Linked DNA regions of Mus musculus: all the other regions are linked to region 2. Evidence: chromatin loops called from intact Hi-C (ENCODE). Cell type or tissue: heart. All regions are shown on one strand.

Region 1 (4,000 bases), 52 kb before region 2:
AATGTTTTTGTAGAAATTAAAATTAAACAGGTTAAAGAACTTGAGGATATAGCTCAGTGGTAGTGTTTGCCTAGTATGTACTAAACCCAGTGCTAAAAAACAATGAAACCTGGAGAGACTGTGTGTGTCTACTCGGAGTCCAGGTCTGTCTTTGCTTGCAGCTTGTTGCAGCTGCACTGCCCTCTGGCTGCAGCCTCAGTTCTGTGCTGGTGTCTTCCTTGCAGAGCGCCAGTGGAACATGTGGATCCCAGGCTTTGGCTCTGAGGAAATCCGACCCTACAAAAAAGCATGTACCACAGAGGCTCACAAACAGGTGAGGAGCTGGGGAGCCAGGACTGGAGCCTGTGTGCATCTCACAGGGAGTACAAGCAGCTGCCTCCTGGAGTGTCAGTCCCCTGTGCAGCCAACGTGACTGCACCAGAGGTCAGAGGAAGCTCTGTCATAGCTCCCCCAATGCTGCGCTGCTGCAAGCGCGCTTTGCATTTTCATTTAGAGCTCTTGATTCCAGATCTCCTGTGGGCACGCCCACCTGCTCTCATACTGAAACCCGGCCTGGAAAGTCACACACCACGCAGGTCAGAGGAAGAGGTGTGTCAGGCTTGTGCCGGGAGCTACCCAGGCTTTTCTGCCCAACACTCTGGGTTATGTGCCACGATAGCTGCTGTCCTCTGCCTTTCTTGACAGTGTGAGGATGTCATTTCTGATCAAGAACTAGTTGTCCTCATCCTTAGTCCAGTAAGGGCACTGGCCTCCCACTGACAAGCCTGGCCTCCTTGCTGTTGTGATTTCAACAGCTTCCCTGATGGGAAAAGCCAGCTGCACGTGAGCTCGGCAGGCATGGCTGAGTTCTCTTGGGCGTTAACCATCTCTCCGCCCTGTGTGCTGCTCCCTATAATATAGACTGTGCTACTTGCTAGTGGCTTTCTAGATGTGCCAGAAGGCTCCTGACTCTGGCCCCTGTTAACTGCTCATTTCTGTCTCCTTTCAGAGAATGGCACTGATCCGGAAAACAACCAAGAAATAACACAGGGAACGGTCAGGGAATGGACAACGTGTATTTGGAGATACTTGAGCTGAGACCTCAGCCATCTCATCCTTGGATTTTTTTTTAAATGCTTTACAGAGAAGCATATATTTTTTATTAACAGTGCAGCAATATCTATAATGACTGAGAAGATCTGCCAAAAGAATAAAGCCTCCTGCCCACCTTCTGGTCCCTTTTCCCTGCCGTCTCAAAGAGAAGCAGTGTATCTACCAGAGAAGATTTTGCCTGTGGTTTATTATAGAAGTGATTGGCTGTAGGAAGAGCATTTTGGTCGTGTTGGGTGAGACAGTGTTAGCAAGTTTGTAGAGGGTCTGTCTCCTCCTCCCCCCGTCCCTGTACTTTGTAATGTCAGTGTTTCTATGAATATGAACTTGATTTGCTTTTCCAGAATAAAGGAGTTATTAATTGAAGACACAGGGTGCATAGCTGAGAGCCTTTGAAATGCCAGGGTCCCAGCAAGGCTGGGAGCGCTGCAGTCAGCAGGTGGCAGTACAGGCAGTGATCCTGTTAGAGAAACCGGCAGGGATCTCCCACTGTTTTACTCCAAAGGAACAAGCCAGCAGTAGGAGTTGGAGCACTTTCTCTGCCACCAGACACAGTGACCTCTGCTAAGCCCCAAAATAAACAAGCATTCTAGTTTTGATAATGTTAGTGTCCATAGGACCTTTTTGTGTGTGTGTGTGTGTGCGTGTGTGTGTGTGTGTGTGTGTGTGTGTGTGTGTGTGTGTGTATGTGTGTGTGTTGAGGCAAGCTCTCTCGGGGTGTGTGTGTGTGTTTTGAGGCAAGCTCTCGGGGTGTGTGTGTGTGTGTGTGTTTTGAGGCAAGCTCTCGGGGTGTGTGTGTGTGTGTGTGTGTGTGTGTGTTGAGGCAAGCTCTCGGGGGGTGTGTGTGTTTTGAGGCAAGCTCTGGGGTAGGCCAGGCTGGCTTCAAACTCTTGGTATCTTGCTGAGACTATCCTTGAACTGACCCTCTCAGTGAGCTGAGACCACAGGTGTGCATCATCATGCCTGGCTTCTTAGAGCCCCTTTAGACCTCTCTGGATCTCCATAGAAGATTGTATTCATCCTTGTCCCTGAGGAAGGATGTGAATAGCTCTGGGGGAAGTCCTGTTGCTGGGATTCTGTCATCGGAGGAAAGCAGGGCCTCTCTCAACAGCAGGATGTTCTTCCCTGTCATCATCCTGACCCACGCCCAGCACAAGCCTTGTGGATTGTGAGGGACCATGGGCTTAGGGGAGGGTGGCTGCTCCTCCTAGGGGCCACAGCACAGCCACACCTACCTTTGGTCCCTGCTCTGGTCATCTTCCTCCTGAGGCTTGGTCGGAGACGTGACACAGTTCATAGATCTGAGGAGTTCAAAGGCCATGCTTCTGTTGCCGTTTTCTTGGCTGAGGTTTCAGCCTGGAGAGTCAGCAAGGGGACAACCAGCTTCTTCCCTGGTCACGCCTGACACTGAGCTTCTGGGTATGTGGCCTAGCGTCAGGAGGGCCTTAACTCTCCAGAACCTACAGCCACTGGAAGATGTTCTCAGAGGATGCTCTGTTGGTGACACCAGACAGCAGAGGGGTCCCACTGAGTCCGGATAGGAACAAGTAACTGATGCCAGCAGCCAAGATGGAATCTGGAATGACTCTTGAGTCCTCTTTTGAGGACCGAAAGGGACAGGGGAATTGGGGAAGTACAATGACAGAAGTGAGGGACTCATAAGACGTCAAATTATCATTCTTGATCAGCTGTGTGACAGGTAGGTGGCTTTCTCTGTCTCAGTCTTACTGTCTTACCAGCACACCGAAGGACTGTTCATGTCTCTGTAAGCTGTGCCCATTCCTTCAGTAGGCAGAAGCCATAATAAAAGGAAGAAAGGGGTGGACAGTCCTCAGATTCAGTGTGTGGCTTCATTCTGACATCTCAGGCATTGGAGCCCTTGGTTTGGTGAGCTATGTTGGCAGCAGGCTGTTCTTGGCTTCCCACCCAATTCACTTGAACAGTGTCTTTGGTTTTTCAAGGCAGGGTTTCTCTGTGTAGCTCTGGCTATCCTAGAACTCACTCTGTAGATCAGGTTGGCCTGGAACTCAGAGATCTGCCTGCTCTGCCTCTCAAGAGCTGGAACTACAGGTGTGTGCCACCACTACCCAGCTGAGCCATGTCTTAACTGTTGCGATGTGGGAAAGATTGCATTAGACAGGATGATACAGCCTGTTCTGCCTCTGCAGAACGTGTGTGTGTGTGTGTGTGTGTGTGTGTGTGTGTGTGTGTGTGTGTGTTATACTCACAGATGCATATTCACTTGTAGATGTGGAGGCCAAAGAGAAACCTCAGGTGTGGTCCTCAGGAAGGTCATCTGCCTACTTTGGGCCTGGGTCTCTCCATGGACTCGAACCTACCAATTAGGGTAGACTGGCTATCCAAGGATTCTCCTGTCTACACATCCCCACCACTGGGATTATAAGTGTGTACCACCACGTCCAGCATCTCTATGTAGGTTCTGGGCATCAAACTCAGGTCCTTGTGCTCTTAGGATAAGCATCTAGCTATCTCCCAAGCCCCAGTTACCATCTTGATTGTTTAGTTGCCGTTGTCTTGAGGTAAACAGATTTATTGAATACACTGCAAGGAATAGCAGGCTGAATACTGACTAGCACATCACCAGCCTTGTTTCAGTTCTTTTGATGTTGACTTTGTTATGTGTCTAAGATCCAGCTGTCTCCACACCCAAGTGCTGGGATGACCGCTGTGTACTGCCAACCTTGCAGGCTGTCACCATCCCACTCAGAGCAGCTGTGAGTGACTATCTGCAAGTGTCTTTAAGATCAGGTCTGCCAGCATTCTATCATAGAAGGAAGGGGGTGAGAGGGGTCAGTGGACCCTCACTGAGGATTCTAGCCTGCCTCCTCACAAGCTGCCTGCTAGTCCACTCCAGCCACATGTGGTCCTGGGCAGTGCTGGAAGGCCAGCC
Region 2 (4,000 bases):
AGGAGAGACCCTGAGATACCCCAGTTGTCTTTGAGCCACACATTCCTCATCTGTACCTGGGCAACTCTAGATACTGCACAAACCCAGAAGCAGGGCAGGGAAGGGCAGCACCTTCCAAAAGGTGGGGCCAGCTGGGCGCGGTGGGCAGAGGCAGGGTTTGTGATTGCCACACTTCAAGGCCAGCCAACAAAAATCTAGTGAGACATACCCTGCTTCAAGAAATGAGCCAGGACAACAGGCGTGGTGGCGCACACCTTTAATCCCAGCACTCGGGAGGCAGAGGCAGGTGGATTTCTGAGTTCAAGGCCAGCCTGCTCTATAGAGTGAGTTCCAGGACAGCCAGGGCTATACAGAGAAACCCTGTCTCGAAAAAAAACCAAAAAACAACAACAACAAAAAAAAAAGAAATGGAGAGATGGCTCAGTGCTGGCCACTCTTCAAGACCATCCAGGTGTGGTTCCTAGCACACAGGCTGCTCACAGCCACCTCTAACTCCAGTCCCAGGGGATTCAATGCTCTCTTCTGGCCTCTCTGGGCCAATGCATGTGGTACCTGGGCATACATGCAGGAAAGCACTCAAACATACACACACACAACCCTAAAAAGACTTGTCTTCTGTCACTGTAATCACACCCCCTACTTCCACTCCCTGGGATTCATCTTCAGGGAATTTAAAAACTGGGAGAAAAACGGACAAGACTCAGAATAAAATCCAGGAAGGAGTCAACTTTCATTAATAAGCACCTACGGTGTATGACCCCGTTAAGAGTTCAGACCTGTCCCCATGTCAGGAATAGAATTGCACACCATCCATGGGTGAGATGACAGCTGAGAGGATGCCCCCCATACACACACACACACACACACACACACACACACACACCCAGGACTGGAGCTGCTCACAGCCTTACCTGCTAAGTCAAAGGGGTGGGTAGACTAGGTTAGACAACCCACCAGGAGGAGGGTTTTCCAGTTACTCCCACTTCTGGAGCATTTGGTAACCCCAGCGGTGGTCCCTCCCTTCCCCCCACACTCAGAACTTTCCAGCTAGACTTAGGGAAGAATATCTCTGTGAGAAAGGCTACCAGGAGAGAAGGCAAAGCCTGGGCAGGCTGCTGCTGTGTGCGGCCAGTAACTAACTGAGAACTGAGCACGCTCAAGCCACACCAGGAAGTCCATCACCCAGGTCCAGAAGTAAGTGATACAGCCTCGGGCTATCTGTTAATTTTTTTTTCCTAGAGAGAGAGGGGCAATAGTTCTGGGGGATGTTTGAGTAACTAGCTTTGCACAGATTATAGGACACATTACTTTCCCTTTAAAGGCAAGGAGACTAAGGTTTAAGAGAACCTAGTGGGACCTGCCCGATCCAGACTCCTGCTCTTGGTTGCCTCTGCAACCAGAACCTGGTGAATCACTTCTAACTCATCTTTTCTGAGCTCCATTAGCATGCTCTTCTTGGGTGACGCAGCCTTCTCTGTATCCTCCACACCCTCCCCACAAGCACCAATGTCTATGACCCAAACTCTTCGAGTGGTTGCATGTGCTGTATGTACCCCATGTCTGGATCACCCTGATTCTGTTACCCCAAACATATTAAAATCTCACCTGGAAAGCTATCCCCAACCCTCCACAGCCCGGTTACGGCTTCTGCTTTGGAGTTTCCGGGTCTGTTTCATACCCTCAGCTTGTCCCACGGCACACGTGGTCGGAGGACTTAATTTAGGATGAACCAAAGACGTGGCAGCAGCGACGTTCAAGTTCCACGGGCATACTTTGCTGATCTCAGGAGACCCTAACTGTGGACCCACGGAAGACTCGCCTGGGAGCCCCTGCGTCCCGCAAAGGTCACGGAGACCCGCCTTTGTCACCATTGTTCCCCAGCGGCACGGAACAACCGGGTGACACGGGGTTGAAGAGGGTTAAGGACAGGCCACGGTCTGTGAACGCTGCTGGCCCCTCCCCACCGGCGGCTCCCCAAGTTCCCCGCCGCCGCGCGCGCCCGGGTCCCCGCGCATCAGTCGTTTGAATCTCCCGCCACGGAGCGGAGTGCGCGCCCCAAGCGCGACGGCTAAGGGGCCCGAGCGCCGGCGAGGCGGGGCCCACGCGGGCCGGAGCTCGTGCGCCTGGAGCGCCGCCGGCTTCACGTGCAGCCCGCCATGTAGGTTGCGATCTCGGCCTACCACGACCTCGCGCACCTCCGGGTTTCCCGTCCCCAGGGCTCCCTACGAACCGGAGCGCGACCTACCTCGGGACAGGGCGGCCACAAGCAACTCCGGCGCTCGGCGGCCGGCGGTGAACTGCCCCGAGCATGCGCTCTGCGGGCCTCCGGCCGCGACCCTGGCCAGAAGGGAAAACACAGAGCCGGGCGGCCCCTGGCGGCCACCGCGGGAAGTGCGAGCGGCTGCTCCTAGTTTGTACACAGCATTCTGTACTTGGGAGATTTCCTCCCCAAAGTGGGATGAGTGGACAAATAACCAACTGGAGGAACTACTAGAATTCCTGTTTGTTTAGGAAAATCTGGTGCGTGAGGTCTGCACGGAACAAAACAAGGCTGATGGTTCTTGTTTTCAAATTATATATGCAGAAGGCTCAAAAGACCCCAATCTATACAGAGCCATCTGATTCAGTCTAGGTAGGGCTCAGGAACGGCTAATTAGTCTAAGTGGAAGAGGCATTCAGGATGAATAACATTTCCTTATTTATTATATGTATGAGTGCTTTTCATGTAGGTACATCTGTGTACCACGTATGTATACAGTTCAAAGGCCAGAAAGAGAGCATTGGTTGCAGTAGAACTGGCGTTACAAATGGATGCGACCTGCCATGTATGTGCTAGAATGGGATTCCCATCTTCTGCATGAGCAACAAGCACCCTTAACCACTGAGCCATCTTTCCTGTCCCAGAGAGGTGACATTTGCAATGACAGAGAGTAAGACATGTGAAACTGCCATATAGTCTGAAAGTAGAGGGTAAAGGTCTAGTCTACGGGGACAGTGTGTGATTATGGGAAGGTTCTGCTCACAAGATGAAATGTTCACAACTTTAATGGACTTTGGGTAAAGTGTAACCAAGAATGGAGAGGCAAAGAGCAAGCAGGAAGTAGATTCGGTAATGCCTGGGTTGGTGGCACCGCCTACAATCCCATCATTCCAGAAGCTGAGGCAGGAGGGATACATAGTGAGATTCTATCCCATAAAGAAAGAAGAAGAAGAAGGAAAAAAACCTGGGGCGAGAAGAGGGGCACTGGTTGTAGTTCAGTGGCTGAGTGCTTTGTCTAAGTGTGCGGTGCAAGGCTCAACTACAAGATAGTAAGGGAAGGAGGGGGGAGTAAGGGCTGGGAGCAGGAAAAGATGACTCAGAGCTGGGAATTGTTGGAGTTGGGAGCTAACACCAGAAGCAGAACACTGTGAAAAATGGCTTAGGGCTGGAGAGATGGCTCAGTGGTTAAGAACCCTTGGCTGCTCTGGCAGAGGTCCTGAGTTCAATTCCCAGCAACCACATGGTGGCTCACGACCATTTATAAAAGGGATCTGATGCCCTCTTCTGGCCTGAAGGTGTACGCACTCCTACACTAAAAAACAAATTTAAAAAAGGAAGAAGGAGGAGGAGGAGGAGGAGGAGGAGGAGGAGGAGGAGGGGCTGGAGAGATGGCTCAGCAAGTAAGAGCACTGACTTCTGAAGGTCCAGAGTTCCAATCCCAGCAACCACATGGTGGCTCACAACCACCCGTAATGAGATCTGACGTCCTCTTGCGAGTCAGAAGACAGCTACAGTGTACTTATGTATAATAATAAATAAATCTTTGCTGGACGTGGTGGCGCACGCCTTTGATCCCAGCACTCGGGAGGCAGAGGCAGGCAGATTTCTGAGTTTGAGGCCAGCCTGGTCTACAAAGTACAAAGTGAGTTCCAGGACAGCCAGGGCTATACAGAGAAACCCTGTCTCGAAAAACCAAAAAAAAAAAAAAAAAAAAAAAAAAAAAAAAAAAAAGAAAAAAGA
Region 3 (4,000 bases), 130 kb before region 2:
ATAAATGTATCTCAAACTTTTCTTGGTGGCAATGGGAACTACACTAGAAGGACACACTGATGCATAAGCCCTCTACCTGGCCCTACCTGCAACCGCAATCATTCTTGGTCTGAATGTCAACTGTGTTCAACAGTGTTTTAGCCTCCTTTAACAAACACATTAGCCAAAAGAGCTATGCACAAAGTTGTTCTCTACAGATACTAAACAACCAAAAATCACCATCTAGCGCCCCACTGTCTCACTTTGAAATAGTTTTAATACACAAAGAGCCTCACTGGAGACAAAAGAGAAGTAAGTTTTGTATAGGTGAGGTTCAGGTGATCATTCACTAGAATTTCCTCACTACATTATCATCCCAATTTCCCTAAAAGACAAGGTTTTGTTTTCTTTAGAGCTCAGGCTAAACTCTGGCCAATATTCTTAAGCTGTGCACTAATCCTTTCCTGGCAAACAAGGGGCAATTACTCATGCCAGCATAACAGCTCTTATACAACTCGCGTTATCAGTAATGCAGTCTCAGAGCACATGCTTTGTTGACCACACAGCTTATATCTTTAATGTTTTATATAACAAATTAGTAAGTTGTATTAGGAGTCAGCCACACACACACACACACACACACCCAAACACACCCAAACACAAAAGTGAGACAGGGCAGAGAAAGTCTAACAGTACACTGTCCCCTCAGATAATATAGAACAATTTACTACTCACCGGCCTTGCCTGTGGGCTCAAGTAAGGTTCGAAATCATCATCATTTAGTCCATCCTTTTGATGCACAGAACCATTTTGTACTAGAGGGGAAAAGTTAAATTAGCAATGCCCTGGTCCGAAGAGCTCCCTTCCAAACCCATCCATCAGTTTACATTCACACCAGGAAGAAACCATGCTAGTTCCAAGAGTCACTTGGTTTGAAACTCCGGGGAATAACGATGAGCGCCAGGGCTGAAGCAAGAGCCGGACAGTGAAAAAGAGTCTCCACCCCAGAGCGAGCTGATCTTTTTAAAAGGTCAGTGTATTGGCTCCTTCGAATTTCAATTCCCTCCGGCTTTCTCTCCCCGCTTCCTTCACATGTGAGTGACTTCCAGAAAGTGCTCCACGAGGAGGAAACACAAAGGGCTCCTAAGACCTACGAGAAAACTAAGGACCTGGTGCTTCTCAAAATGCATTCCACCCCCGGCCGCTCATGAATTACTCGTTGTTAACGAAAAAAGCTGCCCGCCAGCTGCAGGGCCACACCAAAAGGGGCGACCGCCCCGCGCGCGGCACCTGCGACCCGAGCGGCTTCGGAAAGGTCCTTTCCCCGGGGCGCGTCCTCGAGCCACCGCCCCCACGGCCCGGCGGACCCCCCTCCCCATCCCGGCCGGCGGCCACCCGGAGGAGCGGGGTCTTACCTTTGTTTCCTTGACCTTTTGGTCTCTGCGAGAGGAGGGGACGTCGCCGAGCAGCAAGTCGTCCGAGAAGAAAACGGAAAAGGAAAGACAAATGAACGCGGGGCCCGAGCAGGGAAGAAAGGAACCGGCCTGGGGGGGACGCGTGGTGAGGGGGAGGCGGGGACGAGCGCTAGGCCGGCGGGGCAGCCCCGGCAGCCCGGCCACCCGGCAGCCACACGAGGGAAAGAGAGGAAACGAGGAAGGGAAGCCCGGGCCGCTACTGGGAGGGAGCGCGGCGCGGCCGGCCCGGCCCGGGGAGGAGCGGGAAGAGCGGGCCGGGCGGGAGACTCAGGGCGCGGCCGGTCTGAGGCCCGAATCCCGAGCCGCGAGAGGCGCCCGCCGCGGCCCGGCCAGGAGCGGCGGGCCCGGGCCTAGTCGGGCCCCGTCTCGCCTCACACAATGGCCGAGACATGCGGGCTGGGCCTGTACCTGCTCCAAGAGGCTGCTGGCCGACATGGCTCTCGGATCCTCACGGGGAACGACGGCGGCGGACTCCTCGTCGGGACAGCGGCGGCGGCGGATGAGCCCCGACGACGGGAGCAGAGGGTGCGGCGGCGGCTTTTGTCCCTGACACTCGGAGCCTCGCCTCGGCGGACGCAGCAGAGACACAGCGCGCGACTCGGGCTCCGGCTCCGATCCGGCGACGCTCTAGGCCGCCGAGCTCAACGCCCGTCTCTATGCTCCGGAGCGCGCGCCCGCCCCCTCGCAGCCCGAATGGGGGAGGCCGAGCGGCAGAGGCGGGCGGCGCGCGCGGCGCGAGCGCTGACTCTCACAGTCGCTGACCCACGCGGAAGGGCCCGGCGCGAAGCATCTCGGGAAGGGAGAGCCGCGCCCGTGGCGCCCTCTGCTGGGCTGGAGGAGCGGAAGCGGTGCGCGCGCGGTCTCCCCGCCCCCACCGCCGCCGCTTTGGGCCTAGGAGCCCTGGGTGGCACCGGGGGTCACCACTGGAGTTTTTTGGCAAACACCTAGAGAATAATTGTTTTGTCTTAAGAAAACACGCAGAAGCCCCTTTCTTAATGGGGCAGAGGCTTCTACTCTGTGTAGGACTTGAGCCCTAACTCATAACTGCATTTGATAACTCTCCCCCAATTTGAAAAGGAACCAGAAGAGAGGTCCTAAGAGCTCACAGGGAAAACTTCATGGAGGTCGGCCCAGAAGACACCCGCGCCCTTCCTTAAGACTATTGTCACCTTCCTTCCTCAGGGACTTGAAAAAAACACCCAGGAGCAGTACTTCCACTAAATATTAAAAAGCCGGCCCTCACTGCCCTGCACACAAGACATTTACCCCTTTGACTTTTGAGGGAGAAAAATATACACTCTCTTTTTTTCAGAGAAGTCAGTGACCCCAAAATAATCTAGTAAACTCTGGACTTTATTCCCAAGAAAAAGACACCTCACCCGTATGCACAGTGTCACACACACTTTCTTGAAGTCTGTTGGACCCTAAGAGGAAATATTCGTGATCTAAGGACTGGAAAATGAACGCTATTCCAGTATGTGCTGTGTGCAGGGCTTTGTCATTAAGTGCTTTCTGACACATTAAATTTAAAGACTTTCAACAAGTTCAAAGTGCCTATCAAACAATGTTACAGCTGGGAAAAGGGAGATTAAGCATGCTGCCAAAGTTATCAAGTTATTAAATAGATCTGTGCTTTTGACACAAAGAACAACATAATATCATTCTTCAACAGCTAGAAAAGAAATCCTGTATTCATGAGCTAAGATTCACTGGAGAGCCAAAGGATGAGCAAAGGCAGGTTTTTTTTTGTTTGTAGGGTTTTTTGTTTGTGTTTTGAGACAGGGTGCCTCTAGCTGTCCTCAAACTCACTAGGTAGACCAGGCTAGCCTTGAACTCAGAATTCTGCCTGCCTCTGCCTCCTAAATGCTGTTATCAAAGGCATGCACCACCAAAGGCATTTTTAATTTAAAAAAAAAAAAATCACGAGCTGGGCGTAGTGGTGCATGCCTTTAGTCCCAGCACTCGGGAGGCAGAGGCAGGCAGATTTCTGAGTTCGAGGCCAGCCCGGTCTACAAAGTGAGTGCCAGGACAGCCAGGGCTACACAGAGAAACCCTGTCTCAAAAAACAAACAAACAAACAAAAAAAAAATCACTCTGGACAAGGATATTTAGTAGTAGGTTTTGCTATTGCAAATGGTAGACACCTGAGCAATGCACTATTGTTAACCTAATGCCATCTGCTTGCTAGATAGAGAAGGTTTGGATTTGACAGATTCAGGAGGAAAAAGCCAAGACTCTTGGATTTTACTTTGTAAACCGCTCAAAGTAAGTGCAAAGCATTTCTTGTCTGCTTATACTCACATTTATGGCTTAAGTGAATAAGATCAGACACCAAAGTTAAAGAACTCTTAGTAAAATGTCACATCTCAGGGTGGAGAGCCCATTAATTGAATGAGAGAAGCCTAGTAATGGTTTTTTTATGAAAGATAATTAGCCAGTCAACCTCATGGCTCAGCTTTGTATATAAACTGTATCAGCAATTGCTTGCATTTAGAGACAGCTTGATTTTGTAAAAAGAGAATTAGACTAGACATCATCTCCTGAGA
Region 4 (4,000 bases), 160 kb before region 2:
CTAGGCTGAGAGGCTGGCTCAGAAATGCTACTTTAGTGCCACCTACTGGCATAGTGGAGTATTACAGTTCCCAGTTTCTCGCGTTCAGGAAACTCAAAATCTTTTTGTTCCTCTGTGTGTGTGTGTGTGTGTGTGCGCGCGCGTGTGCGTGTGTGTGAGATGTGTAATACAGAGACAGAGATCGGGATCACTCATGTACCACAACACACTCAAAATCTTTTTGTTCCTCTGTGTGTGTGTGTGTGTGTGATGTGTAATACAGAGACAGAGATGGGATCACTCATGTACCACAACACACATATGGAAGTCAGAGAACAGCTTTTGTAGATAAATTCTCTCCTTCCACCCTTATGTGGTTCTGGGAATTAAACTCTAGTCATCAGGCTTGCAATGTCAGGCTACAGGGACCTTTAGCCAAACTGCCGGCCCCACTTTGGTTTTTAAGACAGTCACTGGGGCCTGAGGCTTACCAATTTAGCTAGGCTGGTCAGCAAGATTGAGAGCGCCATCTGTCTCTGCTTCTCCAGAAAAAGCACATTCAACCACGTCTGGTCTTTTACACAGGCGCTGAAATTCGAACTCAGAGCCCCACACTTGCACAGTATGAAGGGAGTGGCACTAATGGGAGGTGTGGCCTTGTAGAAGTAAGTGTGGCTTTATTGGAGGAAGGGATGGGAGAAAGGCTTTGAGGTTTCAGAGGCTCAAGCCAAGCCGAGCAGTATCTCTCTCTTCCTGCTGCCGGATCCAGATGTAGAACTCTCAGCTACTTCTCCAGCACCATGTCTGCCTTCCTGCCATGAGTATAATGCATGAAACCCCTCCAGCCATAAGGCAGCCCCCATTGAATGTTTTCCAGTAGAAGGCTTGCAGTGGTCATGGTGTCTATTCACAGCAATAAAACCCTAAGACAGAGAGGCTTACAGATCATTGTTGATGAAAGTCAAGGCAGGAACCCAGAGGCAGGTAGTGATACAAAATAGAATCCAGGACCCCCAGCCCAGGGATGGCATCACCCACAATGAGCTGGGCCCTCCCCAACCCATCACTAGTTAAGAAAAATGCCTTACAGGCTTGCCTCCAGCCTGACTTTAGGGGAACATTTTTTTTTCCATCAGATGACTCTAGCTTGTGTCCAGCTGGCATAAAACCAGCAGCGTAGACATAGATGGACAAATTGGTTATTAATGAGGTGGAACAGATCAGGGAAAAATTTGGGGTTGGGACACAGACATGAATAAAATGGCTAATGACATAGCCATGGGGACAGTGGAACACTGCAGCGTTCAGGAGACAGATTTGGTCTGTCTAAATGTATTGACCTGTGATGGTTTGTATATACTTGGCCCAGGGAGTAGCACTATTAGGAGATGTGACCGTGTTGAAGTAGATGTGACACTGTGGGCATGGGCTTGTCATAGCTGCCTGGAAGCCAGTCTTCTCCTAGCAGCCTTCATTATGTAGCCCAGGCTGGCTTCAGTCAAATTCATGATCCCCCTACATCTCCCAAGTACTAGAGCTACAGTGCCCCTCCATGTCAAGAAAGATGCCTTGCCAGGGTTCAAATGCACAAAGGATCAATGTACCAGCAACATCATCCATGGCTGCCAGGCTAAGCCGGCAGACTGGGAGTCAGCACTGGGAGGAGCTGGAGAGCTGATTGAGGGGTTAGAGTGAACAGGAGAGGAAACACAGAGAAGGAAGTAGGTAAATAAGTAAACGAGACTCTGTAGCACACCACCCAAATCGCAACTACAGTTTATTCTTAAGACAAGGTCTCCCAGGCTGGCAAGATGGGCCAGTAAAGGTGCTTCTGAGCAAGCCTGCCTACCTGAGTTGGGTACTTGGGACCCACATGACGAAGAAACAAAAACAACTTTTGAAGGCTGACCTCTGCATGCATATATACTAAATCAATAAATGTAATAATTATTTATAATTTAGCCATTTATTTATTTTGGTTTTTCAAGACAAGGTTTCTATATGTACGCCGGGTTTTCTGAAACCCACTGGGTAGACCACTCTGAGATCTACTTGCTTCTGCCTCCCGAGTCAGCACTCGGGATTAAAGGCATGTGGCACCACCACTCTGCTGACAAATGTCATTTTAAAAAGGAATGTTTGGGCTGTTTGTACGCATATTACCACATGCATGCAGTATCCGCAGAAGCCAGAAGAGAGCGCTGCTGGATTCCCGGGACTGGAGTTAACAGATGGCTGCTAGGAATGGAATCCAGGTCCTCTGGAAGAGCCAGTCAGTGCTCTTAAACATCAAGCCATCTCTCCACACCACGCAAAAGCAATTTATTAAAGATAAGTCCCAAGGAATCCTCTTACCCTCACCTCCCCAAAGCAGGGATCCAGCTTTTTACAGGTGCTGAGGACTCTAACTCAGGTTCTCACTCCAGCACATCAAATAATTCATTAAAGTGATCGTTCCTGGTCCTGAAATTAATTTAAAGCTCTATTAAAAAAAAAAAAAATCACTGCCTTCAGCAGCCATTTTTCTTTACAATGATGAAATCATAACGGGGTGAGGATGGAGCAGAACACCGGGAGAGGTGAGGCTGCGAAAAATAAAAACCAAAAGAGAAGCCACACTGGGAAGTCCAACTGTGACGATTTTGTAGGAAGATACAATCCGACTCGCCAACACAGCGCATGCACAATACTGGGGATTCAATATTGGCTTGCTGAAAAGCTAGGCAAGTGTTCTACCGCTGAGGACTTTTTTGCATTTTGAGAGTTAGGAGGTGAATGTATCCATACGTTGCCATGTTGACCTTTGAACTTGTGACCTGCCTGCTTCCATTTTCCAATCAGCTGGGTTCCAGAGCTGTACCACTTTCTGCTCTCATTGAGCACTCTCTCCCCAGTCTCTAAACTCAGTGCGTTCTTCTCCTCCTTCTTTCCCCCTGTTCCCAGCAGGAGCAGCAAGGGTGCGCAAAATAACAGGCTGAATTGAATGATTCAGTACAGGAAGAAATGAAACCGTTGACAGCAACACCGGACAGAGAAGCAAAATTGGGGGTTTCCTGAGGGTGCTGATCGGTTACAGGGCAGCTCGGCCAGCAGGTGGGGCTTTCCAACTTTCAGCATTGAGAATTCTCACATAACTAAGCGGCCAAGATCGATGTCCTCAGGTCAATCCCGGGATTCACAAGGCGGAGGAAAGAGCCAACTCCCACACATACAATAAATCAAGGGATAAAAGACAACTTTGCCTTCCAAACAAGGTGTCTTCTGGCTAGGAAGGCTGCGCAAGCGCAGAAGCAGACCATGTTGTGCCCCCAGGACCGTCCTGGCTACAGGTTAAACGGACTGGAACTGCAGTAGAGTGCAGCACTGGTCCAGCAGCGAGGCAGCCACCAGAACACGGTGGGAGTTCCAGAGTCTTCCAGAAGCAGCCTCCGGACTCAGGCGGGTGGAATCATCACCACCACGCACCACCCCCCCCTTAGCCTTTTCAGGAAAGCACATTTTGCACCTGCAAGGCCTCCAGCAGCGATTCCTGAGCCTCAGGTTAAGGAGCTTCACAGCTGCCTGTGTTGATTCACCTCCCAAGGCAGGGGAAAACTTGGAATGCACCCCTCGGATCTGAGGCCTAAGGCCTACACCCTCATCTTCAGGGCATTTTTGGAAGAACCCAAGTGAATCCCCACACTCTCTAAGCGCCAAGAAGGAACCGAAAACTAGTCTGCTGCCATTCTCCACTGGAGGAATGGAAACCACAACTTGCAACATGCTAAAGGTAAAAAAAAAAATTTCTTTTAGGATGAAAACCAATCCTAAACCCCAGTTTAGAATAAGTACAAATAAAAGTACCCTTCAATTCAAAGACCCTGTCCTCACACAGTTAGGAAGGGGAGGGAGTGAAACGTTTAAGTCTCCATTCTGTTGTTAATTCTCTACCTAAATCAATCACCATGTTTAAAAAAGAAAGAAAAAAATAAGGCTGGGCGAGGCCAGCCTGGTCTACAGAGTTCTAAAACAGCAAGGGCTG
Region 5 (4,000 bases), 260 kb before region 2:
AGAGGCCCTCTTGGGAAACCATCCCTCCCGGTTGCTCTCATCCTCCTGTAAGTGTGTCTCCTGACCTTCTAGGAGAGGAGATCTTGACTGTGCTTCATGGGAGTCTCAGCAAAAGTTCTCAGCTTGGCCTCTTTCTGTTCAGAGCACCATTGTATCAGAAGCAGCTGGGTGACTTTGGGCAAGTCGCTTCCCCTCTTTGCTTCCTCTACCTCCCCATTTGTTACAAATACTTTGTTTGGGGCTGGGAAGTAGTTAGTTCAGTTCGTAGAATGCTTATTTAGAATGTGCTACACTCCACGATTGATCACCAGCATCGAATAAAACCAGGCATGGTGGTATATGCCTATAATCTTAACATTAAGGAGATAGAGGCAGGAGGGTCAGCACTTCCAGGCCATCCTCAGCTAATTAGCAAGCTGAAGGCCCAGCTGGGATACAAACACCTTGTTTCAAAAACCAACAATGTGGAAACTGTTCCCGTAAGTGGACTGTCTGGTCTGGTCTGCCTCAGTGGGAGAGGGCACACCTAGTCCAGCAGTGACTTGATATGCAAGGGAAGGGGGTGGGGGGAAGGGGGAAGACACCCAGAGAGGGACTCAAAAAAGAAGGGGACAGTGGAATGGGGAGAGAATCTGCATGAGGGGGTACTGGGAGGGGGGCTGATATTGGGATGTAAAGTGAATGAATGAATGAATGAAACCCCACTTTTTCCCTTTAAAATTTCCATTTAAAGTAAAATACAAAACAATGAGCTTTGGGAGCTGGAGGGACAGATCGGCAGTTAAAAGTATCAAGTGCTCTTCCAGAGACTTGGACTCAATTCCCAGTACCCACAAGCTGGCTCATAACCACCGGTCACTCCAAATGCAGGGGACCTGATGCCTTCTCTGGCTTCCAAAGGCACCAGGCATGGTGTGAAGACATACACTCAGGCAAAAGAAAAGGAAAGGAAAAAAAAAAGAAAAGGAAAGGAAATGAAAGAAGAAAGACACAACCATACATATAAAATAAAATAAAAAATAAAACAGCAGACTCCAGGACGAGAATGTAACTCAGTAGGCGTGCTATGGAGCCGTGGATCTGGTTGCTATCCAGGTATGGCCTTGTGACCCAGAGCACAGGCTGTGGATGCAGGAAGATCCGAAAGTCAAGGCTACCCTCAGCTACATAAAATTTGAGGCCAGTCTGGGCTACGTAAGATGCTACAGAGAAAAGTTCAAACATAGGTGGAAGTCATCGTGACATTTTCACATGAGTGTGTCCTGTAATATGTTCATAACCACATCCCCATCACTACCTCTTACTCTCCTCCACATCCCTCCTCCTAGCCTCCTTCCTCCCACTGTAAGAATACCCACTTCAGGTGCACCCTAAATTAGCCTGCCAACAACCCTAATTTAGTAACTGGGCAGGAGGCAGGACGCTGAGGTGGGAGGAGCTTGTGAGTTCAGGTTCCTAGTAAGCCCGCTTTAGAGTCTGCTTAAAAACAAGCAAAAACAACAAAATACTCCATTTCAAAGTATTTTTAGGGCTGGTGGTATAATAGTTCTCTGAGAGAATGCCTGCCAGGTGTGCATAGTCCTAGGCTTGATAGACAAACATGATCAATAGATACATTGATCCATAGATAAATAGATATACATAGATAATAGGTAAATATATTAGATAGATACATAGATAGATGGATGGATGGATGGATGGATGGATGGATGGATGGATGGATGGATGGATGGATAGATAGATAGATAGATAGATAGATAGATAGATAGATAGGCAGACAATTTTAAAATAGTGTTTTGCTGAGGGTGGTGGCTCATTAGTCTTGGCTACACTGAGACACATGAGACCCTGTCATCAAAAAAAAATAGGGAAGAAAACTAAATGTTTTTGGTTCATTCAATTAACATGTTTATTAGGAGCCAACAGCTCCAGGGATGAGGCCATCAGTCTGGGAACAGAGTTGTCAGAATGGAAAAGCTGAAAAAGGGCGCAAGTGCAAGAGATGGCCTGTAGGTGGCAGCAGTGTCTGTGACGTTAGGCAGCTCCTCTTAAATTTCTTCAAGTAGTTGGACTGTTTAAGTGTGCCAACACGCACCTGGTGAGAAGTGACGTACAGAGTGCGTATACATGTCTGTAGCATTGACACACGTTAGTAGGTGTAAAGGAATAAAAGCCAAGAGTGAATTTTTGCATGAGAACAAAATGTACCCAAAGTATGGGGAATGTATGTGCGAAGTCTGGACTGTGTGTGCACGCAAGTGTGTGTGTGTGTTTGTGTGTGTGTGTGTGTGTGTGTGTGTGTGTGTGTGTATTGGTTTTTCGAGACAGGGTTTCTCTGGATAGCCCTGGCTGTCCTGGAACTCACTCTGTAGACCAGGCTGGCCTCGAACTCAGAAATCCGCCTGCCTCCCAAGTGCTGGGATTAAAGGCGTGCGCCACCACTGCCCCGCATGTGACTATATTTTTATGTGATTGCGTGGCACCTCTTGGAGTTTTTGATACCCGCAACCTTGAAACATGTGATGAAGGTTCATGATCTTGCGGTAAGATGTAGTTAATGCCCCATTTCAGAGGGTTCTGGGGTGCCCTGGAGACACCTGGGTGAATCTGGCAAGGAAACATACCCAAATGTTAATGGACTAGTGAATGATTTATGTATCTCTTTGTTTTCCATTTTTATCGGGTTTCTCATTTCTCTAATGAACACATTCTATTAAAATATATATATACTTTTAATATATATATTTACTTTAGTGTGTGTGTGTGCTTTTATTTATACGAATGTTTTGCCTTGCATGTCTGATGTCTTGTCTGTTTGCCACGTGTATGCCTGATTCCTGTGGAGGTCAGAAGAGGAAATCAGTCTCCTGAAACAGGAGTTTACAGGTGGCCGTGAGCCACTATGTGGGTGCTGGGAATTGAACCCAGCTTCTCTGCAAGAGCAGCCAATGCTCTTAACTGCTAAGCTGTCTCTCTAGCTACACACACACACATACATATATATACATAGTGTGTGTGTGTGTGTGTGTGTGTGTGTGTGTGTGTGTGTGTGTGTGTAAGACAAGGTTTCACTATGTACCTCTGGCTGGCTGTTCTGGAACTCACTATGTAAACTAGGTTAGCCTTGAACTCACAGAGCTCTGCCTGCCTCTGCCTCCCAGTTGCGGAGATTAAAGACATGTGCCACTATGCCTAGGTTTAAATCTTTTAGAAAGTCTATGCACATGTTTTCTTTTTTCAATTTAAAATTTTTAAGATTAATTTTATGTGTATGAATGTTTCGCCAATATGCATGTTTGTACAGCACGTGTGTGCTGGTGACTGAGGAGGCCAGAAGACGTAGTCGGATTCCCTAGAGCTGGAGTTATAGATGGTTATGAACCACACATGGCTGCTGGGAACTCAACTCAGGTCCTCTGCAAAAGTAACAATTGCTCTAAAGCACTGAGCCATGTTTCCAGATCGTCTTAAACTTACATTATTTATTTATTTATTTACTTGTTGAGGGGACAGAGACATACCATGGTACATAAGTGGATGCCAGAGTACAACTTGTGAGAGTCAATTCTCTCTACCATTCGAGTTCCAGGGATTAAATCAGGTTTTAGATGTGGTAGCTGAACTACTACACCAGCCCTCGTGTGTGTGTGTGTGTGTGTGTGTGTGTGTGTGTGTGTGTGTGTGTGTGTGTGTGTGTTGAGATATAATCTCACTATGCAGCCTAGGCTGGCTTGACCTGCCTCTCAGTCCTCTATGTGCTGGAATAACAGGTATGTGCCACTGTGTCTGGCCCAAGCACAAATTACTTTAAAATGGGGCCACGGAACCTGATATATGTTATTCAAAGAAGAAATAAGCCCTAGAGTCTCTTCCCACTTGTGTGTGTGTGTGTGTGTGTGTGTGTGTGTGTGTGTGTGTGTGTGAGAGAGAGAGAGAGAGAGAGAGAGAGAGAGAGAGAGAGAGACTCTAGTTTTTTGGGACAGTGTTTCTCTGTGCAGCC
Region 6 (4,000 bases), 170 kb after region 2:
AATCCTGTCTTGAAAGATTTAAAAAAAAAAAAAAAAGTCACCAAGGGACCCTACATGAACTACATGAGGGGATCCTTTGTAAAAGTAAAAAAGAAAATTGACTTTCTGATCTTCAGAGATAAAACTATAAGCTCCACTTATGAGGCAAATGATTTTTGTGGAGGAGAACCAGAAGACACTAATACTCTAAAGCAGATGATCTTTTGTGACCTAGCTTCTAAAGAATGAAAGTGGAGGTGGCGCAGACTTTTAAACAGTATTCTGCTCTACTAACAAGAGTCCAGGATCCACCCATTAGCCCATTATAACTCTCACCACAACCTCCTCAAGTAGCCTTTATGTCCCGGTTTGACACGTGACAAAACTGAAGCTCTCAAGAGGTGTGCTGGCCGAGGTCAGGTGGCTCAGTAATGTGCAACATGCTCAAAGGCAGTATGACTCCACAGCAGAAACTGTCCCACCAGTGAGGAAAGAAGGAAGTGAATAGCTAAGAGGCAGGCTGGCACTTGTGATTGATGCCTAAACCAGATCTATTAATTAGGAGTAAGAGACATAACTGTAAAGTGGCCTAGAATGGGCGTGTCCGCACATCTCTGTGGCAGGGCCTCTGTGGGAAGCTCAGTTGCCGGTTGAAGATGGCTAGGGCGGCTAGAACCTGAGTAAGAGTAACCAGCGGAGGTGGAGGGACTCGCAGGCTGTGCTCAGAGAAATCTGCGTCTTCCCTCCCTCTTTCATTCAGTAAACAGTTTTGACCATGGAGTGTGTGCCAGTGGCTAGGTTTGGCTGTGGCAATTCAGCAGTGACTCTGCCAGCTTGGTGAGGGATGGGGAGGTGTGCTAGACACTGGGTGGACGCATCCCTCCCGTACCCCTCCCCCATGCCTTGCATAGTGTTTGGTCAGGCAAGGTCTCCTTCTTCCTCCTGTTGCCATACTCTCTGGACTCTTGCATCAGCCGTGTTAAAGCCACTGATTGGCCAAAGCTCTTTTGATTCCTGGAGACATGTCTAGATCACATCTGAAAGGTTTTTTTTTTGAGACTTCTTCAATTTCAGACCCTGTCAGACTAAAAACCTAATGGGATTCTCATCTTTTTTTTTTTTTTCAGAATTAATTTTATGGCATCAAATTCTTGAATCATTGTATTATAATGCCTTTACATTGTAACCATTCCAGGCACTATGGTTTATCACTCCTTGTGGGGTCCCCCCCCCAACTCTTACTATTTTCCAACTCCCCAATTGCAGAACACAGTTTCTGCCCAGGGAATTCTTGTAGGAGAGAAGCCCCTCTCGCTCCGATTGGCTTGATAAAACCAAAGGAGACACTCCACACACCCACCAGTAGCTTACTCACCTTCACTTGCTCCTTAAAGCAGCCATTGTGTGAGGTCCCGAACAAGGACTAACCCTGACTTCACCTCTTTAAGTTGTTACAGACCCCCAGAAACAGAGTCAGCTCCGATCCTAACAGCGACTCGATCGCTTGTTTTTGTCTCTATTCACCAAATTAAGCCCCTTCCTTTCCCAACTCTTGAATCAGTTTTATCGACTAAATCAAGGACGTTCGTTCGGAAGGAGATCTCTCTCCGATCAACGTGCAGAGTTTGTCTTGATAAAGTCACTTCCCTCGACTGCACATTTTGGATAGAAAACGTCAAGTTTGGAAAAGCTCATCTTTCTTAGTAAAATATGAAGGCTCATCTATTCTGGGTGCTTTCGGGGCAATTAGCTGGACTTTTCTAGTTTGATCAGTTGAGCGAGCCCGCAGCGCCCCCTGCAGGCCAGATCTTGCTATAGCTCAACCCCGGTGAACTGAAAAAAGGCTTCCAGGGCCGCTCCAAAGGATTCTGTACAGAACCCCATATCATGGCGTCAAGGTCTTAATAAGAAGACATGCGGTGGCTAAGTAAATACCATGTGGCTTCTGAAGTGTCTAGCAAGGAATAAGCTTTCATAAAACTTCACAGCCTAAATATTTCTCCCATTGCTTCGCTAAAAACCCTCGGAAAACTGTCTGCGGCATGGAGACCAGATGTTAAGGTCCAGCCAACCGACACTTTAACAGTCTGATCCAGTGGCTTGATTTTTAAAAAAATTGTTTCCTATGGTACCCTACTACCTATCATGATGGGCAGAGGGGGTGAAGGGCGGAGGCAGTCCTAGCTTTTTAAACCGTGTGAAATCAGAACAAGTCATTTCTCTCTGCCCCTGTTTCCTGCTGTGTCAAAGCAGGGCTGTTGTGAGCACGAAAGCTAACGCAGAACTCTTCAACAGGGCAGCAGGGGTTGTTATTTATATTGCTGTTTTTCCCCAAAGTATCCTCGGCAAAAGCAGCAACACTCCTCCCCGACCCCTTGGTGCTCAGCAACAGGCTCTTCTTACGTAAATCGCGGCGGCCAATGAGCAGACATGTGGGCGGGGTTTAGAATAAGCCAATAGGAGCCTGCAGCGACGCTCTGGATAGGACCAGGCATGTTTCCAGGCTGACAAGGCAACTCTCCGAAGCTGTTGAGGAGACCTGAAAGGTCTTTAAAATCTTCTTGCTCTGCCTATCAACCGGGCTCTGATTGGTCTAAAACTCAGCGCCTGCCTCTCCTCCGCCCGCCCTGAGCAGGAAGGGAGCTGGTAGCACAAGGCTTACTTTTTTTTTTTTTTTTCTTAATATTTGAGACTAGGTCTGTACACCAGGCCCATAACTCAAATCCGGAACTCAAACTTGTTATGTATCCAGAGGCTGATCTTAACTTTATGATGGCCCTGCCACAACTTCCCAAGTATCTGGGATTGCAAGTCTGTGTTGCCTCCCCTGGTGTTTTAAATCTCTACACATTCTTTCGCATGTGGGGATGTAGCTCAGTGGTAGAGCGCATGCTTAGCATGCATGAGGTCCTGGGTTCGATCTCCAGGTTTTTTTTTTTTAAATCCATTTACACACTTAAGTGCTTCTATGTGTTACATTTTTAATATTAAAGAGGCCCTTGCCGGGCGTGGTGGCGCACGCCTTTAATCCCAGCACTCAGGAGGCAGAGGCAGGCGAATTTCTGAGTTCGAGGCCAGCCTGGTCTACAGAGTGAGTTCCAGGACAGCCAGGGCTACACAGAGAAACCCTGTCTCGAAAAACAAAAACAAAAAAAGAGGCCCTCAAGCATGGCATGATAATGGTTGTTGAAGGCCACACTGGGCTACAGAGTGATTTATCTCGGAAACTCAGTAAGTGCTAGTATCAAAAATAAATAAATAAGTAAATAAACAAGTAAGTAAGTAAATAAATAAATAAATAAAAAGTGAAAGAGAAGCCTGTTTGTTGTTTAAAGAACAGAAAGGAACAACTATTGATTTCCCTACTTTAGTCCCCTGAGTAGGTGGCTTTCCAGAGTTGTTTTTTGTTTGTTTGTTTGTTTGTTTGTTTGTTTTTCGAGACAGGGTTTCTCTGTATAGCCCTGGCTGTCCTGGAACTCACTTTGTAGACCAGGGTGGCCTCAAACTCAGAAATTCACCTGCCTCTGGCTCCCAAATTCTGGGATTAAAGGCGTGCACCACCACTGCCCAGCTTGTATTTATTGTCTTTGTAAGCTCTTACATAATGCAGGGTCTTTTGTAGCACAGGTCTCCTTGGCCTTTTGTAGACCGGGGGTGGGGGTGGGGGGAGGGTGGGGTGGGGTGGGGGGATATATGAGACCTTGACTGACTGCTTGTCCTGTGCACAAGCTGGAGTGCTTAGATTATACCCCTGTGCTATCATTCTGGGCTCTTCAACTTTTAATCCTTTACAAAAAATCAGTAGTTTATTTCTTTTCCGTTTATGTGCCTGTGTGTGACCCGATGAGCACAAGGTGCCCTCAGAGGCCTCTGCTACACGAGACCTTGTCTTTTTTTTTTTTTAAAGATTTGTTTATTGGGGGCTGGAGAGATGGCTCAGCGGTTAAGAGCACTGACTGCTCTTCCAAAGGTCCTGAGTTCAAATCCCAGCAACCACATGGTGGCTCACAACCATCCGTAA
Region 7 (4,000 bases), 71 kb before region 2:
TAAGATTTAAAAAGTTAAAAAAAAAAAAAAAAGTGTGCATGTTAGCTCTCACTACGCTGCCTGTCTCCAGGGTCCTCTACTCTGAAAGTTGCAGAGATCCCCGTGTTCAGCTCCCAGAGCTTACTGACATCAGCCTGGCCCAGCTTTTCCTCAGGATATTGGGGACGGCATGCAGATCCTTACATTTGCACACCACGTTCCTAACGTTCCTACCCACTCGTGAGCCCTTCCCCCGCCCCTAATGTTCTTACATTAAAAAGAGTGTGTAGAAGAAGCAGATGAATACTTTTGAAACAAACAAACAAAAAAATAGACTGTTGGGCATTACACTTTAATAACGTATGGAGTTCCCTGCCCTTTATAAAGTAGGAGCTACAAAAGAAAGGAGATTCATAAATGGGAAGAGGTGTAGTTGAAACTGGTGAAGCCGGGCGTGGTGGTGCACGCCTTTAATCCCAGCACTTGGGAGGCAGAAACAGGCAGATTTCTGAGTCCGAGGCCAGCCTGGTCTACAGAGTGAGTTCCAGGACAGCCAGGGCTATTCAGAGAAACCCTGTCTGGAAACCCCAAAAAAAAAAAAAAAAAAAAAAAAAAGAAAGAAAGAAAAGAAAAGAAACTGGTGAGGAGCCCAGTGGTGCTACCCTCTGTCCATCAAGGGGCCCTTCTATAATCCAAGTGTTCATTTATCGCCACACACTTTATTTGACACATGCACCTACTGTGGAGCAGTGGCTAGCTTGAAAACCAGGCTGGCCTCAAACTCAGAAACTGACTTGCCTCTGCCTCCCGAGAGTAGGGGCCAATGGTTTGAGCCAAGATACCCATCCACCCTACCCATCCACCCAATGCTTCCTTAAATACAAATTACCATCTCAATCCTCAGTTTTCATGCCTTTCCACTGAACACTGAATAAAATCCACCCCCCATTTCCACCTGTCCCTTCCTGTCCCCTAACCAAACTTCAGCCTTACTGCTCATCTAGTCTTTTTTTTTGTTTGCTTGTTTTTTTGAGACAGGGTTTCTCTGTGTAGCCCTGGCTGTCCTGGAACTCACTCTGTAGACCAGGCTGGCCTCAAACTCAGAAATCTTGCCCATGCCTCCCAAGTGCTGGGATTAAAGGCATGAGCTAGCACTGCCTAGCGCCTGTAAACTCTTAAGGACAATGATGACTGACTTCCCCAACAGGATATACCCAGCACACAGCAAAAAACAAAAACAAAAACAAAAAAACAGTTTAGTACATCCAAGGATGCAAGCACAAAAACTGATTGGCCAAACTCTGAGAACCATGATAGAAAAATAAAGCTGGGGCTTGAGAGGTGGCTTTCTCTCGAACCTGGCAGTCTTGCAGAGGGCCTGGGTCAATGCCAGCAGTCACATGGTGGCTCACAACTATCTGTAACTTCAATTGCAAGGCTTCAGATACCCTCTTCTGACCTCTTTGTGCACCAGGAATGCACATGGTGTACATATATAAATGCAGACAAAACACTTTTCCGCATAAAATAAATCCAAAAAGAAAAATAAGGTTATAAACAGTTTGCCACTTAATGGTTAAGCCCTTGCATCCAGGATTTTGGACCAAGAGGGTGGATGAGCCTAATGGGATGAAGATACAAAGATAGAATGGATTCTTTATGGGCAGGAACCGTTGATAGCTCTGAGATGTCAGACTTCTATACACTCGTTTGCGAGATCTCTATTTTACTAAGAATCCTTGCCGGGGACTGAAACTGCCTGTTGCTTACATGCCTAGCAAAAAAAAAAAAAAAAAAAGTACTCAAATCTCAGGGCTTAGTGGTTTAACAGTTACTGTACCAGCCCGGGCTTTGGAGTAAGAATTTTCAATTCAAGTTGAGAACCTACATCCCTTAGGAATTTCACGTTTCTTCCACTATTACATGACATACTCCAAGTGAGGGACTGAACCAGTCCCTCACAGACAGCTCTCGTCCAAGTGTATGTTGACTACAGATTAACTAATAGGCACAATCAGCTTCTCTAGTCTCCAAGTTCTCGTGCTGGTTGAGAGTCCCATAGTTGGTATCTATGCAGAACTGCGGTCCCATCCTTATAGCACCACAAAGGCACCAACCAAAAATGGCGACTTGGAAGCTCTCCGAGGCCGTCGGTTACCGGTCACGCTCGTGAAAGAGATGAGTCGTAAAGAAACATCTAGGACAGGGATTCACGCCGTGGTAGGGGACGCAGAGTAGACCCACGCCACCAGCAAGCCACACAGAGCAGAAAGCCCGACCTGCCAAGCCAGGCGCTGGGCTCACAGTCCTACCACGTGTTGTAGTACCATCTGCGCCTGCGCTAGTGAGGCGCGCGCCCGGCGGCCGGAAGAGCCGCGCGTTTCCGGGTTGGAGGCGGGGAGCGGTGCCGGAAGTGCTTGGGGAGGGCCGCGCAGTCGGACCGGCTGCTGAGACGAAAGCTTCACTGGGGCAGTCTCCGCATATCATGGGGAGATAGACGCTGCTGCCTGTGAGTCTTGGGCCCTGGCAGTTGAGGACGAAGAGCGGGAGGAGGGTGTCAGGACCCAGACCCACAGCGGGTCAGTGCTGGAAGAACTAGGCTGTGGAAGAGACGGGGCTGAGGAGCCCAGGCTCTTGGGACGGGACTTGAGGGGTTCGGGCTCGCAGAAGCAGCGGCTGTTGGGGACTCGAGCTCTGAATGAGAGACTTAGGAAACGGGGACGGATGTGGATTCTGCAGCATCTGAGGGAAAGCCTTCTGAGAGGGACAGGATGGTGAGGATCCCGCACTTTATAGGAGGCGAGGGTAGGAACGAAACGGGGCGTGAAGACACAGGCTCCAGAGAGGTAAAAGTGGAGCCCGAGAGGACTCGGGCTCCTAAGAGACAGAAGCGGGACAGTAAAGTCCCAGCTCCTAAGGATTCAGAAACCGGGCAGCAAAGACTTGAGGACTGGAGCTAGAGAAGGAGGCAGAGAAGACTTGAATTTGAAAGGGAATCGAAGCGGGCAGTGAGGACTGGGTCTTCTTTGGGGACAAGATCCGGGCTTTCAGACTCAAGAGTTTCTGGAGGGACAGAGATGTAAGGACCCGAGCTCCTAAAAGTGAAGGAACTAGGGGGTCCTTAACGGCTGGGAGATCAGCCTTCAAGGGAGAAAAGTTGAAAAGGTTTAGCGATCTGTTCTCTGTACCCGGAGGATTAGGATATATATATTCGGGGGAAGACTTCTTGGCGCTGCCTATTTGGCTTTTGGCATTTAGGCTTTTTCTTGTGTCCGTTACTTAACCTAGAAAAGCCACATGAAACGTCTTCGTTTTTCTTCATTATTGTGAATCAGATGTGAAGCTGAAAGCAGTTTGAACTCAGTTATATACTTGATAAGTACCTTAAGCCCTGTTCCATTCAGCCCCCGTTGAGCACAGATCTCTATATCACTAGCAAACTGTCATAGATGGAAGGGCAGCAAAAGAACACTTTGAATTCTTTTACATTTAAGAAAAAGAGGATGCAAAGAGGGATTAGGATCACTGTGAGCCAGATTCTTAGGTTATACAGTACTCTACCATGTACATCGAAGAAGAGATGCTTGCTTGAAATTATTTGAATAAATGCTTTTAGAATCTCTACCCTCAAACTCAGAAGGGATTTTTTTCTAACGGATTTTAATATTTTAGTACCTATTATGTATGGCATTGGCATAAATGTTACAAGGGAGGAAACAAACTTTTAAGTGAAAAGTCTTTTATTTATTTTATTTATTTATAAATTTTATTTTTCAATAAGATGTTGAGAAATTCACAAGTAAATGTGGCCTAGAACATTTTCTAGGGATTGCTTTTAGAAGAGTGACTTGGACCCTGTCATTTCCCTTCATAAAGACCCAGGACTGAAACCTACTCAGATGAATCGTGCACAACTTAAGCACTTTGGGCTTTTTGTTCTGTTTTCTTTTGGTTTGTTTGTTTGTTTGTTTGTTTGTTTTCAAGACAGGGTTTTCTGTGTAGCCCTGGCTGTCCTGGAACT

Evidence for each region. Peaks named below come from ENCODE experiments on the same cell type or tissue, not always from the same donor. Only the 100,000 strongest peaks of a DNase experiment are listed, where the experiment ranks them.
Region 1: a loop joins it to region 2, with 6 times the contacts of the local background. A loop is called at or near these places in 18 of 42 quality-filtered maps.
Region 3: a loop joins it to region 2, with 2.6 times the contacts of the local background. A loop is called at or near these places in 7 of 42 quality-filtered maps.
Region 4: it touches region 2 in a loop (3-fold over the local background); 7 of 42 quality-filtered maps call a loop at or near these places.
Region 5: it touches region 2 in a loop (5-fold over the local background); 11 of 42 quality-filtered maps call a loop at or near these places.
Region 6: it touches region 2 in a loop (10-fold over the local background); 14 of 42 quality-filtered maps call a loop at or near these places.
Region 7: it touches region 2 in a loop (3.0-fold over the local background); 6 of 42 quality-filtered maps call a loop at or near these places.

The regions. Positions count from the first base shown.
Region 1 is chr4:132,291,639-132,295,638 of GRCm38, forward strand. It overlaps Taf12 (TATA-box binding protein associated factor 12), which reads left to right. Exons shown (of 6, transcript NM_025579.3): 5 at 225-313; 6 at 989-1,691. The coding sequence ends at 1,024. Among named protein-coding and RNA genes, the nearest start is that of Rab42, 9.7 kb to the right of the region's middle. In heart, CTCF peaks have their summits at 197 and 1,525 (motif pointing right); a DNase peak (open chromatin) is centred at 1,563.
Region 2 is chr4:132,343,401-132,347,400 of GRCm38, forward strand. It overlaps Rcc1 (regulator of chromosome condensation 1), which reads right to left and starts at 2,350. Exons shown (of 10, transcript NM_133878.3): 1 at 2,246-2,350. RefSeq lists a cis regulatory region at 1,905-2,752. In heart, CTCF peaks have their summits at 2,382 (motif pointing left) and 3,511 (motif pointing left); a DNase peak (open chromatin) is centred at 2,311; H3K4me3 peaks cover 2,425 bases; H3K27ac peaks cover 1,535 bases.
Region 3 is chr4:132,210,038-132,214,037 of GRCm38, forward strand. It overlaps Ythdf2 (YTH N6-methyladenosine RNA binding protein 2), which reads right to left and starts at 2,219. Exons shown (of 5, transcript NM_145393.4): 1 at 1,863-2,219; 2 at 1,395-1,419; 3 at 715-794. The coding sequence starts at 1,889. In heart, no CTCF peak of the experiment used is centred here; DNase peaks (open chromatin) are centred at 1,464 and 2,194; H3K4me3 peaks cover 2,752 bases; H3K27ac peaks cover 2,204 bases.
Region 4 is chr4:132,178,732-132,182,731 of GRCm38, forward strand. No RefSeq gene overlaps it. Among named protein-coding and RNA genes, the nearest start is that of Ythdf2, 32 kb to the right of the region's middle. In heart, CTCF peaks have their summits at 47 (motif pointing left), 2,166 (motif pointing right) and 3,051 (motif pointing right); a DNase peak (open chromatin) is centred at 3,410.
Region 5 is chr4:132,087,080-132,091,079 of GRCm38, forward strand. No RefSeq gene overlaps it. Among named protein-coding and RNA genes, the nearest start is that of Epb41, 17 kb to the left of the region's middle. In heart, a CTCF peak has its summit at 2,007 (motif pointing right); no DNase peak of the experiment used is centred here.
Region 6 is chr4:132,513,166-132,517,165 of GRCm38, forward strand. It overlaps n-TAagc8 (a tRNA gene), which reads left to right and starts at 2,843; the gene lies at 2,843-2,914. In heart, a CTCF peak has its summit at 1,773 (motif pointing left); DNase peaks (open chromatin) are centred at 746, 1,336, 1,786 and 2,436; H3K4me3 peaks cover 2,136 bases; H3K27ac peaks cover 1,817 bases.
Region 7 is chr4:132,272,000-132,275,999 of GRCm38, forward strand. Taf12 (TATA-box binding protein associated factor 12) reads left to right here and starts at 2,376. Exons shown (of 6, transcript NM_025579.3): 1 at 2,376-2,488. In heart, no CTCF peak of the experiment used is centred here; a DNase peak (open chromatin) is centred at 2,342; H3K4me3 peaks cover 2,358 bases; H3K27ac peaks cover 2,307 bases.